Regions from separate parts of the Homo sapiens genome. Here region 1 is linked to region 2. A link is a loop called in an ENCODE intact Hi-C map of the cell type or tissue named here. Cell type or tissue: OCI-LY7. All regions are shown on one strand. Each heading gives the region's core, and the rest is flanking DNA. Links, peaks and the distances in the headings are about the cores only. Region 1 overlaps LOC107986742 (a long non-coding RNA gene). Region 2 overlaps CLIP2 (CAP-Gly domain containing linker protein 2).

Evidence for each region. Hi-C counts contacts between places; a loop is a spot of excess contacts. Peaks named below come from ENCODE experiments on the same cell type or tissue, not always from the same donor. Only the 100,000 strongest peaks of a DNase experiment are listed, where the experiment ranks them.
Region 1: it touches region 2 in a loop (6-fold over the local background); 15 of 110 quality-filtered maps call a loop at or near these places.

Annotation. Positions count from the first base shown.
Region 1 is chr7:74,270,734-74,282,382 of GRCh38, forward strand. LOC107986742 (a long non-coding RNA gene) reads right to left here. Exons shown (of 2, transcript XR_001745024.2): 2 at 10,122-10,817. Among named protein-coding and RNA genes, the nearest start is that of CLIP2, 13 kb to the right of the region's middle. RefSeq lists enhancers at 1,302-1,351, 1,962-2,051, 2,092-2,181, 3,540-3,589, 3,880-3,949 and 1 more. In OCI-LY7, for the core only: CTCF peaks have their summits at 4,719 (motif pointing right) and 4,919; a DNase peak (open chromatin) is centred at 4,758; H3K27ac peaks cover 466 bases.
Region 2 is chr7:74,400,179-74,402,678 of GRCh38, forward strand. It overlaps CLIP2 (CAP-Gly domain containing linker protein 2), which reads left to right. Exons shown (of 17, transcript NM_003388.5): 15 at 192-377; 16 at 1,327-1,389. Among named protein-coding and RNA genes, the nearest start is that of GTF2IRD1, 52 kb to the right of the region's middle. In OCI-LY7, for the core only: CTCF peaks have their summits at 1,257 (motif pointing left) and 1,459; a DNase peak (open chromatin) is centred at 1,273.

The DNA.
Region 1 (11,649 bases), core at 3,708-6,207, 130 kb before region 2:
GAGTAGCTGGGATTACTGGTGCTCACCACCACACCCAGCTAAATTTTAAAATATTTTTAGTAGAGACAGGGTTTCACCATGTTGGCCAGCTTGGTCTTGAACTTCTGACCTCAGATGATCCGCCCGCCTCGGCCTCCCAAAGTGCTGGGATTATAGGGGCAAGCCACCATGCCCGCCGCCACCCCGCCCCGCCCTTTTTTTTTGTTTTTTTTTGAGACAGGGTCTCCCTTTGTCACTCGGGCTGGAGTGCAGTGTTGCGATCTTAGCTCACTGGAGACTCCAACTCCTGGGCTCAAAAGATCCTCCCTCCTCCCACCTCAGCCTCTCAAATATCTAGGACTACATGCACGCACCACCACGCCTGGCTAATTTTTTGACTTTTTATTTTTTGTGTTAAGATGGAGTGCATTTTCTACACTGCTATCTGGGGGTCCTGAAAGGAAACTACTGAGCTTTATTTATAGGTCTGTTTCCTGAGAAACTCACTTATCCTGAAATGTCAAAGTTAAGCCAGAGTGTGCTGTTTAGAGATAACCTTGTCCAATGTCCTCATTTTAGTATTTCATTTATTTATTTATTTATTTGAGATGGAGCCTCGCTTTTTCACCCAGACTGCAGTGCAGTGGTGCAATCTCGGCTCACTGCAACCTCTGCCTCCCAAATTCAAGCAATTCTCCTGCCTCAGCCTCCTGAGTAGCTGAGATTACAGGTGGGCAACACCACACGGCTAATTTTTGTATTTTTAGTAGAGACGGGGTTTCACCATGTTGGCCAGACTGGTCTCGAACTCCTGACCTCAAGAGATCCATCCGCCTTGGCCCCCCTAAGTACTGGGATGACAGGCATGAGCCGCCTGGCCTGTGGGTGTGAATTTCTATATTTTAAAAAATTGGCTGGGCATGGTGGCTTATGCCTGTAATGCCACTATGTTGCACAGGCTGGTCCCGAACTTCTGGGCTTACGTGATCCTCCTGCCTTGGCCTCCCAAAGTGCTGGGATTATAGGCATGAGCCACTGCACTCAGCCTATTTATTTATTTTAGAGACAGAGTCTCATTCTGTTGCCCTGGCTGGACTGCAGTAGCACGATCACAGCTCACTGCAGCCTTGAACTCCTGGACTCAAGCCATCCTCTCACCTCAGCCTCCTCAGTAGCTGGGACTAGAGGCTCGCACCGCTGCACCTGACTTAGTCCTATTTTTATAGATGAGAAAAGTGGAGTGAAGCCGGAAGAGATTTGCCTCAAACCAGGAAGTGCCTCAGGAGGGATCTGAACCGCCAGACCAGGACTTCTAACCTCCACTGCTTCCTGGACAGGCTTTCATTTTAATTATTTTTCTAAATTGGGAGGGAGTCTTACTGTGTCACCCAGGCTGGAGTGCAGTGGTGTGATCTCGGCTCACTGCAACCTCTGCCTCCCGGGTTCAAGTAATCCTCCTGCCTCAGCCTCCCGAGTAGCTGGGACTACAGGTGCCCACCACGAAATCCGGCTGATTTTTGTATTTTCGGTAGAGATGGGGTTTCACTATGTTGGCCAGGCTCGTCTCGAACTCCTGACCTCAAATGATCCACCCGTCTTGGCCTCCCTAAATCCTGGGATTACAGGCGTGAGCCACCCTGCCTGGCATCATTTTAAATTCTGATCTAAACAAAAAGTGCTCCAAACTTCCCTCCTTTTCAAAGTGGTGTCACCGTGTCAGCAACCTGAAGAAATCATTCTTATGGGAAAGAAAGTTCTGGTTTAGGATTGCTGACGGAAAACAAAACAGGAAGTCAAGCATTCCCAGCTGACATAGACCATCTGGGAATGTACTAGAATCAGTCCTGCTGTGGGCCAGGCTGTGTGGTGTGTGCTTTACCCTGGCTTCAGAGGAGAGAGGAGAGGGATTCAAGACTGCAGACAGCCCTGAGCCAGATCTGTCCTCCCAGGGGAGTGGAGGATGGGCCACGGCCACATCTGGGCTGAACCAGGAGGCATGGACAGGAAGCTAGAACGGCAGAGACCAGAGGGGCCACCATGCTAATGGGGAAGTGGTGTGGCTGGGGGATGGGGGCCGCAGACCTCAGGGTTGGGGAATGAGTCAACTGCGAGGGCGTTTGCACCAAAGGAAGGATGGAAAGCCTGCCTGGCCCTGGCTGGTTAGACACTAGGAATGCCCTGTGGTTTCCTAAACTCTACTCCAGCCTCTGGTACAAACAAATCCCTGGCAATCCTCGCTCTGTGTGAGTGACAATCCCTGTACTCTACTGTAAACTTCCAGTGAGCCAGGCACTGTGAGAGGAGCCCTATAAAAAAAGGAGACTGGCTGGGGGTGGTGGCTCACGCCTGTAATCCCAGCACTTTGGGAGGCCGAGGCAGGCAGATCATGAAGTCAGGAGATTGAGACCATCCTGGCTAACACGGTGAAACCCCATCTCTACTAAAAATACAAAAAATTAGCCGGGCATCATGGCGGGCGACTGTAGTCCCAGCTACTCGGGAGGCTGAGGCAGGAGAATGGCGTGAACCCGGGAGGCGGAGTTTTCAGAGAGGTGAGACAGTGCCACTGCACTCCAGCCCAGCCTGGGCAATAGAGCGAGACTCCGTCTCAAAAAAAAAAAAAAAAAAAAGAGAGAGAGACCTCGGTCAGGCGAGGTGGTCACACCTGTAATCCCACCATTTTGGGAGGCCGAGGCAGGTGGATCACCTGAGGTCGGGAATTTGAGACCAGCCTGGCCAACATGGTGAAACTTCACCTCTACCAAAAATACAAAATTAGTTGGACGTGGTGGTGGGTGCCTGTAATCCCAGGTACTCGGGAGGCTGAGGCAGGAGAATCGCTTGAATCCGGGAGGCAGAGGTTGCAGTGAGCCGAGATCGTGCTATTGCACTCCAGCCTGGGCAACAAGAGCAAAATTTCATCTAAAAAAAAAAAAGGTTTTTCTGTAGAGATGGGGGTCTTGCTAGGTTGCCCAGGCTGGTCTCAAAATCCTGGCTTCAAGCGATGCTCCAGCCTTGGCCTCCCAAAGCACTGGGATAGGCAGGAGCCACCATGCCTGGACATAGGACCAAGATTCTATATTTTTTTCCCATAATCTTTTTTTTTTCTTCCTTTTTCTGATTTCCAGTGGGGTTGGATTTTGCTCAAAATTTTTTTTTTTTTTTTTTTTTAAGATGGAGTCTCACTCTGTCACTCAGACTGGAGTGCAGTGGCATGATCTCGGCTCACTGCAACTTCTGCCTCCTGGGTTCATGCAATTCTCCTGCCTCAGTCTCTCGAGTAGCTGGGACTACAGGCACACGCCACCACACCTGGCTAATTTTTATATTTTTAGTAGAGACGAGGTTTCACCATGATGGCCAGGCTGGTCTCGAACTGCTGACCTCAAGTGATCCACCCGCCTCGGCCTCCCAAAGTGTTGGGATTATAGGCATGAGCCACCACGCCTGGACTTAACTCAATTTTTTTTCTTATTTTTTTGACCTTGAGGATGAGGATTCTGAGCAAAGCTGCACCACCCCATCCCATATCCTCTGTCTTTAAAAAAACACCCTTGGGGCTGGGCACAGTGGCTCACACCTGTAATCCCAGCACTTTGAGAGGCCGAGGTGGGCGGATCACAAGGTCAGGAGATGGAGACCATCCTGGCTAACACGGTGAAACCCGTCTCTATTAAAAATACAAAAAATTAGCCAGGCATGGTGGCGTGCATCAGGAGGCTGAGGCAGGAGAATCGCTTGAACCCAGAAGGCAGAGGTTGCAGTGAGCTGAGATGGCACCACTGCACTCCAGCCTGGGCGACAGAGCGAGACTCCGTCTCAAAACAAAACAAAACAAAAAAAAACACCCTTGGGCTGCCAGTGTCTGATTTCCCAGGGAGTTCCCCGGGACCTGGGTCTGATGTGTCATCTGATTTCTTACTTGAGGCAAAAAAAGTAAGGACAGGGATGAGGAGTTCCAAGTATCTGTGGCCTCAGCCTGGTTGGACTGTGGGTAGGAGAAGGAAGGAGTATTCCGGAGAACCAGTTGCAGCCATGGAAGAGGGGTTTCCTGGGGAAACAGGATTTTTTTTTTTTTTTTAGACAGAATCTCGCTCTGTTGCCCAGAGTAAGTGCAGTGGCACCATCTCGGCTCACTGCAACCTCTGCCTCCCAGGTCCAAGCGATTCTTCTGCCTCAGCCTCCTGAGTAGCTGGGACTACAGTGTGTGCCACCATGCCCGGCTTATTTTTGTATTTTTAGTAGACAGGGTTTCACCATGTTGCCCAGGGTGGTCTCAAACTCCTGACCTCAAGTGATCTGCCCCCTTGGCCTCCCAAAGTGCTGGGATTACAGGCATGAGCCACGGCGCCCGACCCCAATTCCACTTTTTTTTTTTTTTTTTTGAGACGCAGTCTTGCTCTGTCGCCGAGGCTGGAGTGCAGTGACGCGATCTCGGCTCACTGCAACCTCAGCCTCCCAGGGTCAAGCGATTCCCCTGCCTCAGCCTCCCTAGTAGCTGGGACTACAGGCACACACCACCATGCCCAGCTAATTTTTTGTGTGTGTGTTTTAGTAGAGACGGGGTTTCACCATGTTGGCCAGGATGGTCTCGATTTCCTGACCTTGTGGTCCACCCGCCTTGGCCTCCCAAAGTGCTGGGATTACAGGCGTGAGCCACGGTGCCTGGCCCTAACCCACATTTTAAGAAGGCTGGAATATGACTTTGGAAGAAAAGCTTGGGTTGTGCTTGCAGGGACACGCACCTGCCTGCAGGGGACACTGTGGGTGGCTGCCAGCAGGGCACATGCAGGGTGGGAGACCAGGGCCAAGGGCACGCCGAGCGCAGGTGACCTGCAGAGCCAGGCTCACTGGTGGGACCCAAAGGTGCAGGAGGCCAGGACCCAGGGGCACAGCTGGTCCTTGGAGACAAGTCCCAAGCTGAGCTGGCTGCCACCTCCACCCCCACCACCCAGCAAGGCAGGGATCATTTCACAGCCCACCACATCCAGACATGCAGCTGTTCAGGTCCAAGAAGCCCATCTAAGTAGAGGGGCTTTCTTTACCCGCCTGTTTCCCTCTCCATCTCCAGGGGGCCTGCGGTGGGTTCCTGGCCTCTCCAGATTGCCAGAGATAACCTTCAGTTCCCTATTTCCTAAAATGAAGAAATTGAATTGAAATGTTCCAGGGTCCTCTAGCATCCTAACATACTGATTTGTGTCATTTATAGATTTGTTATTTAAAGCAAGCATGTCTCACTCTAAGTTACTTTCCCTGAAAACTTGGATTAAAAATAAATCTGTATTTTAAATTCATAACTACAGCTTATTTACCACTCTTCTGAAATTACTTTGCAAAGTGAAGGATCACTTTGCAAAGTGAAGCTCACTTTGTAAAGTGAACAAACTTAATTTTATCAGGAAAAAAAAAAAGCAGCAGCTGGGTGTGGTAGCTCATGCCTCTAGTCCCAGCTATTTGTGAGGCTGACGCAGGAGAGCTGCTTGAGGCCAGGAGTTCGAGACCAGCCTGGCCAACATGGTGAAACCCCATCTCTACTAAAAATACAAAAATTAGCTGGGCGTGGTGGCACATGCCTGTAGTCCCAGCTACTCGGGAGGCTGGGGCAGGAGAATTGCTTGAACCCGGGAGACGGAGATTGCAGTGAGCCGAGATCGTGCCACTGTATTCCAGCCTGGGCGACAGAGCAAGACTCTGACTCAAAATAAATAAATAAATAAAAATAAAATAAAAAAGAAAGAAAAGAAAAGGGAAGAAAACCAAAATTCAGCTAAGCAGGTATGTTTAGGGAGGGGAGGGAATGGAGAGGGGAAACTAGGGGATTCCAAGATACCTGGAAAGTTCTATTTCTTGAGCCAGGCGTCCTTCACATAGGTGTTTATTTTCTTATCCTGAAGTCATGCCTATACATTGGAGAGCCACTTCATATGTACGTTATTTTGTAATCAAAACCAAAAGCAATTTACCATACACGTGCACCTCCCCCACCTCATCTTCCAAACCTAGGACCAGCACGCTGGGGGAAGAAACCTGTATAAAAGTCACCCAAAGGAGTGGGGGACAGAGACCAGGACTACACCCCACCCCACCCCACCCTGACTTAGAGACCTCCACCCTGCCCTCACCCTGAACAAGAAACCCCTCAACCCATCCGTACCCTGGTTTAGAGACCCCACCGCCCCCTTCACCCACCTGGAGCCCCTGCTGTGACTGGGGTCTCAGTGATTCCATGGGTCTCCTGGGTGCGAATCCCAAACCCAGGGCAAAGGGACCAGAGGGACCATCGGTCTCCAGCCCCAGTGCTTCCTTCCTGATGGGGAGTTGTCAGGAATGTCAGTGGTGAGAGGGGACTCATGACACACCGGCTTTCTTCTCTAGGCCTCAGGCCGACAAGAAACTTGGAGAGACAGCAGCTTGCAGCTGAGTGTGGGCAAGCGGGCACCCTTGATGCAGTAGAGGAGTTGCTGTGCTAGATACTGTTGGGCATCCTTTTTTTTCTTTTTTTTTTTTTTTTGTGAGACAGTCTTGCTCTGTCGCCTAGGCTGGAGTGCAGTGGCGCGATCTCGGCTCACTGCAACCTCCGCCTCCTGGGTTCAAGCGATTCTCCTGCCTCAGCCTCCTGAGTAGCTGGGACTACAGGTGCCCACCACCACACCCGGCTAATTTTTTTTGTATTTTTAGGAGAGACAGGGTGTCACCGTGTTAGCCAGGATGGTCTCCATCTCTTGACCTCATGATCCGCCCACGTCGGCCTCCCAAAGTGCTGGGATTACAGGCGTGAGCCACCGCGCCCAGCCTTTTTTCTTTTTTTAAGACAGACCCCCTGTCACCAAGGCTGGAGTGCAGTGGCACGATCTTGGCTTGCTGCAGCCTCCACCTCCAAACCTCAAAGCCATTCTCCTGCCTCACCCTCCCAAGTAGGTGGGATTACAGATGTGCGCCAACATGCCTGGCTAATTTTTGTATTTTTGGTAGAGATGGGGCTATGCCATGTTGGCCAGGCTGGGCTGTTGGGGGTCCTTTGGCAAGGAAAAACTGCTTGATTTGTGGCAGCCCCCCTGACTTCCTCCAGGGCCTCTGACCCCAGGCCTGGGGGCATCCGCATGTTTCACAGGTGACTGTGTCTTTGCAGCCTGCACCTGTGCTCAGGGAGCAGGAATTCCCAGAGTGAATGGGTTTGTGTTTTCACTCAAGGACTGTCCCCAGAGGAATTCAAATGAGAATCTACATTCAATAAATGTACGGGTGTATAGACTTAACATATCGGAAACTGAGTCACAAAGGAAGATATTGCACCCCACTTTGCCCCATAGCAGAATGACCCAGCTCCTCGCTTAAGACTGTAGCTGAGGCGGGCAGATCACCTGAGGTCAGGAGTTCGAGATCAGCCTGGCCAACATAGTGAAACCCTGTCTCTACTACAAATACAAAAAAAAAAAAAAATAGCCAGGCGTGGTGGTGAGCACCTGCAATCCCAGCTACTCGGGAGGCTGAGGCAAGAGAGTCGCTTGAACCCAGGAGGCAGAGGTTGCAATGAGCCAAGATCATGTCTCTGCACTCCAGCTTGGGCAACAGAGTGAGACTCTATCTTAAAAAAAAAAAACAAAAAACTGTAGCCCAAACCAAGCCACTGAAAAGAAGTAAACATCTGGCGAGGCCAGGCACGGTGGCTCATGCCTGTAATCCCAGCACTTTGGGAGGCCAAGGTGGGTGGATCACCTGAGGTGATCGAGACCAGCCTGACCAGCATGGTGAAACCCCGTCTCTACTAAAAATACAGAAAATTAGCCGAGCCTGGTGGCACATACCTGTAATTCCAACTACTCAGAAGGCTGAGGCAGGAGAATCCCCGGGAGGCAGAGATTGCCGTGAGCTGAGATTGCACCATTGCACTCCAGCCTGGGCGACAAGAGCAAAACTCCATCTCAAACAAAACAAAACAAAACAACAACAACAACAAAACATCTGGCGGGGTGCAGTGGCTCATGCCTGTAATTTCAACGCTTTGGGAGACTGACGTGGGAGCATCATTTGAGCTCAGGAGTTCAAGATCAGCCTGGGCAACATAGCAAGACTTCGTCTCTACAGAAAAATTTAAAAAATTAGCCAGGCATGGTGGTCCTTGCCTGTAGTCCCTCCCGCTTATCTGGGAGGCTGAGGTGGGAGGATCACTTGAGCCCAGAAGTTCCAGGCTGCAGTGAGCTATGATCGTACCACTGCACTCCAGCCTGGGCAACAAAGCAAGACCCTCATCTCTAACAAAAAAAAGAAATAAAAGAATTTTGTTTGGCTGAATTCATTTTCACCCTGGGACCCTGGTTGATTTCTTTTCTTTCTTTCTTTTTTTTTGAGACGAAGTGTCACTCTTATACCCCAGGCTGGAGTGCAATGGTGCAATCTCGGCTTACTGCAACCTCCACCTCCCATGTTCAAGCAAGTCTCCTGCCTCAGCCTCCGGGAGTAGCTGGGATTACAGGTGCCTGCCACCACGCCCAGCTAATTTTTGTATTTTTAGTAGAGACGGGGTTTCACCGTGTTGGCCAGGCTGGTCTTGAACTCCTGACCTCAGGTGATCCACCCCCCTTGGCCTCCCAAAGTGCTGGGATTACAGGCTTGAGCCACCGCGCCCATTTTTTTTTTTTTTTTTTTTTAGACAGGGTCTTACTCTGTTGCCTAGGCTGGAGTGCAGTGGTGTGATCTCCACTCACTGCAACCTCCACCTTCTGGGTTCAAGTGATTCTCGTGCCTCAGCGTCCCAGGTAGCTGGGTTTTACAGCATGAGCCACTGCACCCAGCTAATTTTCCTATTGCTCTGGTGGATTTCAGTGGTGCTTGTGGTTAGCTGGGTGGGCTCCAGGGGCCTGGGAAAGGACGGGCTTGGGCTCCAAATGCCCTTCACACTCCCCGGTGCATCTCCTCCTTTCCAGATCTTCCTTTAGCTCCGTGTTTGCAAATCTTCCACTGACTCATTCGACTGCCAAAGTGGAAGAATGGAATCACAGGAAGCTGCATTTGGGAAGGCTGCAGAGCCCAGTCCCCAGATCTGCTGTCCTCCCACCCGGATAGTCACAGATGACGTTTGCAAGTGTGACACAGTCCCGTGGAAATTCCTGGTGCATGAGTCAGCTTGAGCTGCCATAGTAAAATACCACAGGCTGAGTGGCTCAAACAACACAAAGTTATTTTCTCACAGTTCTGGAGGCTGGAAGTCTAAGGTCAAGGTGTTGGTGAGGTTGGTTGCTCCTGAGGCCTCTCTCCTTGGCTTGCAGGCAGCTGCCTTCTTGCTCTGTCCTCATATTGCCTTCCTCTGTGCATGCAAATTCCTGGTGTTTCCTCCCCTCCCCTCCTCTCCCCTCCCCCTCCCCCCCCCTTTCTCTCTTTCTCTCTTTCTTTCTTTCTTTCTGGGTCTCCCTCTGTTGCAGTGACCCAATCATGGTTCACTGCAGCCTTGAACTCCTGGGCTCAACCAATCCTCCAGCCTCAGCCTGCTGAGTGGCTGGGACTACAAGCATGCACTACCATGCCCGGCTAATTTGTTTATTTTTGTAGAAACGGGGTCTCATTATGTTGCCCAGGCTGGTTTCAAGCTCCTGGCCTCAAGCAGTGCTCCCACCTTGGCCTCTCAAAGTGTTGGGATTACAAAGCCAGGTGCAGTAGCTCACGCCTGTAATCTCAGCACTTTGGGAGGCCAAGGTGGGCAGATCACCTGAGGTCAGCAGTTTAAGACCATGCTGGCCAACATGGTGAAACCCTGTCTCTACTGCAAATACAAAAATTAGCTGGGCGTGGTGGCATGTGCCCATAATCCCAGCTACTCGGGAGGCTGAGGCAGGAGAATCGCTTGACCTGGGAGGCAGAGGTTGCAGTGAGCTGAGATCGCGCCACTGAACTCCAGCCTGGGCGACAGAGTGAGACTCCCTCTCAAACAAACAAACAAACAAAGTGTTTAGATTACAGGTGTGAGCCACTGCACCCAGCCTCCTCCTCCTCTCTCTCTCTCTTTTTTTTTTTTTTTTCTGAGACAAGGTCTCTCTCTGTTGCCCAGTCTGGAGTGTGATCATAGCTCATTGCAGCCTTGACCTCCTGGGCTCAAGCAATCCTCCCACCTCACCCTCCTGAATAGCGGGTACTGCAGGCATGCACCATCACACTCAGCTAATTTTTTAATTTTTTTAGAGATGGGGTCTCACTGTGTTGCCTAGGCTGGTCTCAAACTCCAGGCCTCGAGTGATCCTCTCACCTCGACCTCCCAAAGTACTGGGATTACAGGTGTGAGTCGCCGCATCCGGCTGGAGCCCAAGTCTTCTGACCTTCTGGTTGGCCTTATAAAAGGCCCATCTCCTATGTTCTCTTCTCAGCCTGCATTTGAGGTCCTGACATCAGGCTACTGGGAGCTGACGCAGGACCTTAGGCTGATGTCAACATTCCTTCATGCATCCAGTGGCACACAAGGGTGGCCTGGACAGATGGATCATGCCCTTGGTGTGCTCACAGTCTGGGGGTGGGGCGATTCCCAAAGGGTTAGAATTACTCCAGGAACCTCAGTTTGCAACGTCGGCTGTGAGTCCAGAGTTGCAAACAGGTCAATGAGCGAGCAGAAAGGACTCTGAGGTCTGAGGCCACATGCTGGTGTTCCTCCCTGCCCAGGGCACCAGCCCAGTGACCCTGCAGGGAGGGTGGAGGGGAAGCCCTAATGAAAGAGAAAAAAAAGCAGCAGCAGCACATGACAGGGAAACTGAGTCACGGAGCAGGCCCCAGGAGGGTTTGTGTAGAAGCTGCCTTCAGCTCCAGGGTAGAGGGGGACAGGCGCCGGCTCACTGATGACATTCACGGACATCCTCCTGCCAAAGACACAAAAACTTCATTTTGGCCATTTCCTCCTCTCTTCCTTGCTAAATCTTATTATTATTATTATTATTTTTGAGATGAGGTCTTGCTCTGTCACCCAGGCTGAAGTACAATGGCACAATCATGGCTTACTGCAGCCTCAACCTCCTGGCTCAAGCAATCCTCCTGTCTCAGTCTCCTGAGTAGCTGGGACTGCAGGTGGACACCATCACACCCGGCTAATTTTCTTATTTTTTTTTTTTTTTTTTTTTTTTGAGACGGAGTCTCGCTCTGTCGCCCAGGCTGGAGTGCAGTGGTGGGATCTCGGCTCACTGCAAGCTCCGCCTCCCGGGTTCATGCCATTCTCCTGCCTCAGCCTCCCAAGTAGCTGGGACCACAGGCGCCCGCCACTACGCCCGGCTAATTTTTTTGTATTTTTAGTAGAGACGGGGTTTCACCGTTTTAGCCGGGATGGTCTCGATCTCCTGACCTCGTGATCCGCCCGCCTCGGCCTCCCAAAGTGCTGGGATTACAGGCGTGAGCCACCGCGCCCGGCCTAATTTTCTTATTTTTTGGTAGACATGGGGTCTTGCTATGTCGCCCAGGCTGATCTTGAACTCCCGGGCTCAAGCGGTCCTCCTGCCTCAGCCTCCCAAAGTGCTGGGATTACAGGTGTGCACCATTGCGCCTGGCCCTTGCTAAATCTTTTATCAGAGCTGATCGCTCTGGACTAAGATTGTGGCGTCTTCTTCTTCTTGCCCAATCAACATGAAAAGGCAAGTGTGAAATGCTTTGTACAGAAACAGTCCCTCTGCCCTGCACTACCTGACAGGTGTCCCCCTTCTT
Region 2 (2,500 bases), core at 1-2,500:
GGATGGGGTCCTGGGTTCCCCACTTGGAGACCATGGAGCACCTCACAGAGGCCTGAGGGACCTCTGGGTGATGCCCAGGCTTGGAACCCAGAGACAAAGTGAGGCTGGAAGACTTTCCTGCCTAGAGTTGAGACGCCCACCAACACACACACGCACACTCATGTACTCTTCCACTCTCCTGCCACTTCCAGGACAAAGAGAAATCCCTGTCGGATCAGAGGCGCTACTCCCTCATCGACCGGTCCTCGGCGCCCGAGCTTCTGCGGCTGCAGCACCAGCTGATGAGCACGGAGGACGCCCTGCGGGATGCGCTGGACCAGGCTCAGCAGGTGGAGAAGCTGATGGAGGCCATGAGGAGCTGCCCTGACAAGGCCCAGGTGAGCCGCGGCTGACAGGGCCCACCAGGAGGCAAGCCACGGGGCAGTGTCCTCGGAGCCCCCGTCTGATGCGGGAGGCAGCCTTGTCTTTAAAACCCCAGTCTGAGGAGGTAGGGAGCTCGTCCCAGGAACCTGGTCTGAAGGGGGAGGTAGCCCTGTCCCAGAAACCCTGGTTTGAAGAAGGAGGCAGCTCTGTCCTGGGAACCCCAGTCTGAAGGGGGAGGCAGCCCTGTCTCAGGAACCCGGGTCTGAATGGGGAGGTAGCTCTGTCCCGGGAACCCCTGGTCTGAAGGGGGAGGCAGCTCTGTCCCAGGAACCCTGATGTGAAGGGGGAGGCAGCTCTGTCCCAGAAGCCCCCGGTCTGAAGGGGGAGGTAGCTCTGTCCCGGGAACCCTAGTCTGAAGGGGGAGGCATTTCTGTCCTAGGAACCTTGATCTGAAGGGAGAGGCAGCTCTGTCCTGGGAACCCTAGTCTGAAAGGGAAGGCATCTCTGTCCCGGGAACCTTGATCTGAAGAGGGAGGCAGCTCTGTCCCGGAACCCTGGTCTGAAGGGGGAGGCAGCTCTGTCCCGGGAACCCTGGTCTGAAGGGGGAGGTGGCGCTGTCCCAGGAACCTCCATCAGAAATGGGAGGCAGCCCTGGCCCAGGAACCCTGATCTAAAGCGGGAGGCAGCTCTGTCCTGGGAACCCAGCTGAAAGGGGAGGGAGCCCTGCCCTCTGGAACCCCCAGTTCAAGGGGCACATGGCTTTGCCCTGAGGAGCTTAGACTAAGAAGGAAGATGCAGCCTTACCCCTAGAGGCTTGGTCTTTGGGGGTGCTGGGAGCCCCAGGCTGAAGGGGTTGGAATTTGGAGCCTGAGACGGTCCCATGGGAAGACCTCGCCATCTAGTGGGAAAATCGGGAACTGCTGCCTGGTGCACCTGGCTCAGTGTCTCCCCTAACTCTTCCAGACCATCGGCAATTCCGGTTCTGCAAACGGCATCCACCAGCAGGACAAAGCTCAGAAACAAGAGGTGAGGGGCGCCTCGGGCCTCCCAGGTCCCTCCCGTGCAGGCAGACCTCTCTGGAGAAAATCCTTGAAACGTCACTAAGAATACACACAAAGATGCATTCTGCAAGAAGCTTTACAGTAGGGTCCCTCAGGGAGGGTGCTGTTGCAGGCAAACTTGATTCCAGATTCACCCTGCTCTTTTTGATTTGTGTTTTCTTCCCTTCTTAAAAAAGTTATAGGTTGGGCGCAGTGGCCCACGCCTGTAACCCCAGCACTTTGGGAGGCCAAGGCAGGAGGATCATTTGAGCCCAGGAGTTTGAGACCAGCCTGGCCAATATGGTAAAACTCCGTCTCTACTGAAAATACAAAATTAGCCGGGTAGGGTGGACAATATAGCGAGACCCTCTCTCTATTAAAAAAAAAAAATTTTAAAAAGGCTGGGCACAGTGGCTCATGTCTGTAATCCCAACACTTTGGGAGGCCGAGGCCGGTGGGTCACTTGAGGTCAGGAATTTGAGACCAGCCTGGCCAATATGGTGAAACTCCATCTGGCGGGCGGATCACAAGGTCAGGAGATCAAGACCATCCTGGCTACCACGGTGAAACCCCATCTCTACTAAAAATACAAAAAAAAATTAGCTGGGCGTGGTGGCGGGCACCTGTAGTTCCAGCTACTCTGGAGGCTGAGGCAGGATAATGGCATGAACCCGGAAGGCGGAGCTTGCAATGAGCCGAGATCGCGCCACTGGACTCCAGCCTGGGCGACAGAGCGAGACTCCATCTCAAAAAAAAAAAAAACCAAAAAAAAAAAAAAATACAAAATTAGCTGGGTAGGGTGGCGCACACCTGTAATCCCAGCTACACGGGAAGCTGAGGCAGGAGAATCGCTTGAACCTGGCAGGTGGAGGTTGCAGTGAGCCGAGATCGCACCATTGCACTCCAGCCTGGGCAACAAGCACAAAACTGTCTCAAAAAATAGTAATAAAAATTTTAAAAATTAGCTAGGTGTGGTGGCGCATGCCTGTAGCCTCAGCTACTCAGGAGGCTAAGGCAAGAGGATCACTCAAGCCCAGGAGTTTGAGGCTGCAGTGAGCTAGGATTGCGCCACTGCACTCCAGCCTTGGTGATAAAGT